2 separate regions of the Homo sapiens genome follow, and region 1 is linked to region 2. The links are chromatin contacts, found by Hi-C or POLR2A ChIA-PET in ENCODE. All regions are on one chromosome and are shown on one strand. Each heading gives the region's core, a stretch centred on a gene start or an enhancer-like site at or near the end of the contact. The rest is flanking DNA. Distances are from core to core; before and after follow the strand shown.

The links. Hi-C counts contacts between places; a loop is a spot of excess contacts on that map. ChIA-PET counts read pairs that join two places held with the same protein, here RNA polymerase II (POLR2A). Pooled maps may share reads with other maps.
Region 1: a loop to region 2 is called in a map of PC-3, with 11 times the contacts of the local background. The contact joins two enhancer-like sites. A Hi-C loop is called at or near these places in 3 of 168 maps with a recorded cell type or tissue (MCF 10A, PC-3 and mammary epithelial cell), 2 of 37 single-sample maps with no recorded cell type and 7 of 50 pooled maps. POLR2A ChIA-PET finds 5 or more read pairs at or near these places in 5 of 52 experiments (HepG2, IMR-90, MCF 10A and 2 more).

The regions. Positions count from the first base shown.
Region 1 is chr3:42,830,202-42,833,478 of GRCh38, reverse strand. The region is part of intron 2 of ACKR2 (atypical chemokine receptor 2); the gene reads right to left. Among named protein-coding and RNA genes, the nearest start is that of ACKR2, 22 kb to the right of the region's middle. Within about 2 kb of position 2,003, at least 3 of the 41 ENCODE cell types and tissues checked have a DNase peak (open chromatin) inside an H3K27ac peak, as active enhancers do.
Region 2 is chr3:42,742,774-42,745,799 of GRCh38, reverse strand. It overlaps CCDC13 (coiled-coil domain containing 13), which reads left to right. Exons shown (of 16, transcript NM_144719.4): 8 at 2,743-2,904. It overlaps CCDC13-AS1 (CCDC13 antisense RNA 1), which reads right to left. Exons shown (of 4, transcript NR_046732.1): 3 at 2,734-2,874; 4 at 642-857. Among named protein-coding and RNA genes, the nearest start is that of CCDC13-AS1, 12 kb to the right of the region's middle. Within about 2 kb of position 1,364, at least 10 of the 41 ENCODE cell types and tissues checked have a DNase peak (open chromatin) inside an H3K27ac peak, as active enhancers do.

The DNA.
Region 1 (3,277 bases), core at 754-3,253, 87 kb before region 2:
TGCTTGGGTGATGGGTGCACCAAAATCTCAGAAATCACCACTAAAGAACTTATGCATGTAATCAAACACTATCTGTTCCCCCAAAACCTATTGAAATAAAAAATACTTTAAAAAATAAAAAATAAAAATAAACAAAATATCTCATTGTTATGTTGATTACATCTTGAGATAATTTGTTTATATTTTGGGTTAAATAAATACATCATTCAAATTAATTTCACTTGTTTCTCTTTAGGGCTTTAATGTTGACTATTAGAAAATTTAAGGCTGGGCAACTTAGTGAGCCCTCATCTCTACAAAAAAATTTATAAATTAACCCAAGCACAGTAGCTCATGCCTGTAATCCCAGCACTTTGGGAGGCCAAGGCGGGCAGATCGCTTGAGCCCAGGAGTTCAAGACTAGCCTAGGCAATGTGGAGAAACCTCATCTCTACAAAAAACACAAAAATTAGCTGGGTGTGGTGGCACATGCCTGTAGTCCCAGCTACTCGGGAGGCTGAGGTGGGAGGATCACTTAAGCCCAGGAGGCAGAGGTTGTAGTGAGCTGAGATTGTGCCACTGTACTCCAGCCTGGGCAACAGAGTCAGACCCTATCTCAAAAAAATAAAAATAGAAAAATTAGCCAGGTGTGGTGGCATGTGCCTGTAGTCCCAGCTACTCAGGAGGCTAAGGTGGGAGAATCGCTTGAGCCTAGGAAGTTGAGGCTGCAGTGAGCCATGATCATGCCACTACACTCCAGCCTGGTCGACAGTGAGACTCTGTCTCAAAAAAAAAATTAAAATGACACATACGGATCATATGGTGGCTCACCTGTTTTTATTGGACAGCACTGGTCTAGAGTATTTCATTGCTGTGCGTTCCGTATGCGGTGATGGAGTGCCCTAATCTGATAGATGAACTGGTGCAGGTTTTTGCATTTTCTTAATTTGATAGCACTACATTTTCTTTTTCTTTTTCTTTCTTTTTTTTTTATTCTTTTTTTGAGACAGAGTATTGCTCTGTTGCCCAGTCACCCAGGCTGGAGTGCAGTGGCGCAATCTCAGCTCACTGCAACCTCTGCCTCCCCAGTTCAAGTGATTCTTATGCCTCAGCCTCCTGAGTAGCTGGGATTACAGGTGCCCACCACTATACCCAGCCAATTTTTGTATTTTTATTAGAGACAGGTCCTCACTGTGTTGGCCTAGCTGGTCTCAAATTCCTGGACTCAAGTGATCTGCCCACCTCAGCCTCCCAAAGTGCTGGGATTACAGGCATGAGCCACCACGCCTAGCCTGATGGCAATGAATTTCTAACAATTAAGGGTCATGACATCTTAAGAGATGGAGGCTTTCTGGTATTAGGCTGTTCTTGGTGCAGTTGCCACTAGAGGAAAGGGGAGGGTCATCTCTATCTTTCCAAAAATCTCAGTCTCCAAAGTTTTGTGTTTCATTTCACTACCATTAAACCATACAATGATTTAATACCAATTCTAAGTACAAAATTCATAGACATAATTTCTGGCTGAATAAATTGGTTCTGCCTCTTTAAATTTCTAGTGATATTAAGGCCCATGTATTTCCCTATGTTCACTTGATTTTGAAACTATCAAACCTTTCACCTACTAGTAATTGCATTTTTGGCATCATGGTCCATGAAAGGAGAGTCAGGAGACAGTAACCACAGTAAGTTGAACAGGGAAAGTTTAATATAAAGATGTATTGACTATTTGAAGAGAAGTAACTACTACAAGAGAATTGAAGAGAACTCTAAAGAACATCCTAGGCAGAGGGAGACTACTTACAAAAGTACTAATTTGGAAGAGAAGGGAGCCCTGCCCCAAAGCTAGGATGCAGACCTCCTTTGAGAGGGTGCGATTGCAGCTACTGGATGGCACAGATGTTCAACTGGGTTGCCCTAGATGGAGCTCATCCACACTCAGCAGCTGGGGCTAGCAGGCAGGAAACTATGGGTCAAAACTGGCAAGCAGCATCCTGGGCAACTGAAGCTGGAGGGCAAGAAACCACTGCCATTGGCCAATGAAATTAGCCCTCCAGCGCCCCCTGCTGATAAAGTTTAGCATCATGCCAGCTGGCAAAGAAGAAATGTTTTAACGTCACAAAGCAATGAAGGTTGGATTTGAAACAGGCAGGCATTAAGTGACAAAAGGTACACCTCCTTTAAAGGTGGGGGGTCTGCTGTTTTGCTCTTGGGATATTTTTAACAGGTCCATAAGAGACTTTTCACTGAAAAGAATTTTCCCAACATCACTAAGGAGGTTTTGCAACTTCTCCTAGGTGAGCGTGGCAGTCTCGGATTTCACCTTTTATTTTTTGTTTTTCAACCCATCTCGCACACTGATAGCCTTTTACTCTTTAAGCCTCGTCTTCTCACAAATCTCTGGCTCCATCTGGCCACGATGAGAGTTTCTGTTTTTCTTTTTCTTTTCTTCTCTTTTTTTTTATTTTTTTTGCCTGAAGTTTAATTTCAGAAAATTATAGTCCCAGGATCACTCTCAGAAAACCACAGGTTTTTAGTCATTTCTGGTACACCAATCCCAAATTATACAGAAAAAAGACCAAAATGTTTAAAATTAACTGACTTGGGGGAGGTTGGAGTTCCCTTCCTCATGCAGACCGGAGCATCCATAGAATGTCTATCTAGCCTAAGGGGATATAGAATGCACCTGATTTTGAGGGGTCTGGGAAGAGAGGGATAAAGAGAGGCCACACAGTCCAACCAACACCCCAGCAGATTCAGTTTCTGATGCTTGCCTGAAGCAACAAAGACTTTCTGAAAATAAAAAAAAAAAGAAAAGAAAAAAGGCAGAACTTACACCTCATCACCAGGAGACAAAGGCAGGGAGGGGGACTTGAAAGAAACACATTACAGGATTTCACCAGCGGGGAGCTTCTTGTGTCCTGCACTACACCTCTTCTCCTCTCAGAGTCACTATTGCTCCATATCTTGTTTTCAATATGCCAAATTTGGGGGAGGGGACAGACAAAATTTTAAAACAAGATTTTGCCACTTTTAGGGGTTGCATTACAGAATGAAGGAAGAGGAAAGAAGAGTTTATCAATCAAAGGCTGGGCGTGGTGGCTCATGCCTGTAATCCCAGCCCTTTGGGAGGCTGAGGCAGGGAGATAACTTGAGGCCAGGAGTTCAAGACCAACCTGACCAAGAGGGTGAAACCCCCATCTCTATTTTAAAAAAAAATTAAATAAATAAGAAGTGCTTATCAATCAGAGGCTAACGACCAGCATCCTCCAATTCCTTAGACATACTTCCTTTGATACAG
Region 2 (3,026 bases), core at 115-2,614:
GTGCACTCGTGCGGGGTTGTTGTTTTACCTTCTCGCCAACCAGCCTGATTTTAATTTGTTATTTAATGAACAAGCTCTTATATAACACTTAGCACATGCCAGGCACTGGAGCTTAACAAATGCCAACGCCTTTGGTTTGATTTATTTTACTCCAGGCATCTTTTTTTTTTCTTAGTTTATGTAGATTTGCGTGACTGTTGTAATTGTAAGCTTTTTCCAGTTTTGTCCAGATGCTTGTAGTCTTTTGAAAGTTTAATTACCCAATAAAAATTTAGCCTTGTCTCCCTCTTTATTGTCTGAATATTTTGGAGCATACCAAAAGCAGCTAACAGCAGGGGCTCTGGAGCCACACTGCTCAGATTCAAATCCCAGCTCTCCACTCACCAGCTGTGTGACCTTAAGCAAGTTCCTTTAGCTCTGTGCCTCAGTTTCCTCATCTGTATAATGGGGATAATAACGATGCCTACCCCACAGGATTGTTGGGAGAATTGAGTCAATACTTGTAAAATGCTCAGCACAGGGCCTGGCATGGAGGAAGCACTGTATAAAAGTTAGGTGTGGTTCTTTTCCCTTTGTCCCTTCAAACTGAGAAACATGTGAGAAGGTGTATGACTTCCACCATTTGCCAAGCATATCACCCTTGTTCCCAGGGACTTCGAGGGTCACAGTGGCTTTTATCTTCAGTGTCTCCCATGGGATCCTTGAAGCCAATATAAAGGGGGAAAAACTCCAAGAAGCTAATAGATGATAGTGCATGGCCTTGGGGTTCAAGAGACCTGAGTTTACGTTTGGCCACCGGTCTGCCAACTCTGACCTTGGGCAAACCCCTTCATCTTCCTATGTCTTCATCTTCACACCTGTGAAATGGGGTAACATAAAATAACATTTGTAAAGCACCTAGGACAGTGCCTGACCATAATAAGCACAAAACAACTTACTTCTTATTGTCATTAAGTTACATGTCAAATTCTTTTTTTTTTTTTTTTTTTTTTTTTGAGACGGAGTCTCGCTCTATCACCCAGGCTGGAGTGCAGTGGTGCGATCTCGGCTCACTGCAAGCTCCGCCTCCCGGGTTCACGCCATTCTCCTGCCTCAGCCTCCTGAGTAGCTGAGACTACATTTGCCCGCCACCACGCCCGGCTAATTTTTTGTATTTTTAGTAGAGACGAGGTTTCACTGTGTTAGCCAGGATGGTCTCGATCTCCTGACCTCGTGATCCGCCCACCTCGGCTTGCCAAAGTGCTGGGATTACAGGCATGAGCCACCACGCCCGGCCCTGTATGTCAAATTCTTAAAGGTAACAGTATTCTTTAATGATTAAATGGAATTGCCTCACAGCGCCACACGAGGGCACTGGTGGGTGCCTTCAAAGCTGTGCTCCTGCCCTTTGCCAGGGAGCCTAGCGAATTGTGCTTCCTTTCCTGGCTCAAGTTTACCAACATTGTTTTGTCATTTGGTTGTGTTGATAGGGAAACCAGGGTCAGAAGGACCCTAGGAGTTGTCTGCTTCTACCCTAGCGTTATAAGGGTGATAAGGGCATTGTTCTGTGGGATGACATCTACCTGCCACTTGCTGAAGGCCCACATGTGCCAGGCTGTGTTGACAGCTTCACCTAGACCATCTTGGGATTTTGCAAAGTTACCTAATCCTAAAAATAACCTGTAGCATTTAAAATGCAGATTCCATGTCCCTTCCGCTAGAACTGTAGTTTGTTGATCTGGAGTAAGCACCAAGATTTCAGTCCAAGAAGAACCTCAGAGGATTCCCAGGCTCAGACAACTTCACAATACTGAATCCTCATAACAGTGTTACGCAGGGCAGTGTTACTCTTAGGCCCATCTTACAGATGAGGGAACTGAGATTCAGAGAGTTACCTGTGCGCAGTCACACAATCTGTGAGGCTTTGAGGCAGTCTGTTTCCAAACCCTGCCTTCCCCTCTTCAGTATCTCCTGTAAGTGACTGCCATCTTCCGAGAAGCCCACCCAGTCTTAGGTGGTCTGTCTGTTAGAAAGTTCCTCCTTGCCCAGCACTTTGGGAGGCTGAGGTGGGCAGATCTCTCGAGCCCAGGAGTTCAAGTTCAAGACCAGCCTGGGCAACATGGTGAAACCCCGTCTCTACCAAATTTTATATATATATATATTTATATTTATATATTTATGTGTGTGTGTGTATATGTGTATATATATATGTGTGTGTGTATATATATATATAAAATTATCCAGGCACAGTTGCCTGTGCCTGTGGTCCCAGCTGCTTAGGAGGCTGAGCTGGGAGGATTGCTTGAGCCCGGGAGGCAGAGGTTACAGTGAGCCATGATTGCACCACTGCACTCCAGTCGGGGCAACAGAGCAAGACCCTGTCTCTAAAATAAATAAATAAATAAATAAATAAATAAATAAATAAATAAATAAATATTCTTTCTTGAACTGAGACCTGCCATCCTATCCATCCCTGGTTCCTGGGGCCATAGGTCTGCTTTCCAGCCTCAAACAGCCCCTCAGAGATAGGGTGATTTTTCTCATTCACCATTTTTCTAAGCTGAACTTTCCTGGTGTCTTCCAATGTGTTGCTCAAGATGCCAGCTCAGATTGTCCCCCACCCCTAGTCCTCCTCAGATGGGGCTACCACAGCCATCTAGAGAGGTGGTTCCATCTTCAGTCTGTGGGGTCTCCTATCACACTTCTGAGTAGAAGAGGCTGGCAGAAGACCCATTGTGGAACGACGAGTTTTACCATCCTCAGGTTCAAGAGCTTGAGAAGCAATTGGGCCAGGCCCGGAGCCAGTCTGCGGGAACAGCCAGTGATGAGTTGTCTGTCTATCCAGACCCAAGGAAGCTGTCGGCACAGGAGAAAAACCTGCTGAGGATCCGCAGCCTGGAAAGGGAAAAACAGGAAGGCTTGGAGGTAACGCGTGCCTGAGGAGGTCAGCTGGGCATGTGGGAACGAGAGATCATGATGGTGCCTGCAAGGGCTCTGAGGCACATGTGGTCAGAAGTCTGAGCCACCCCTTCTAGGCAGGAGACACC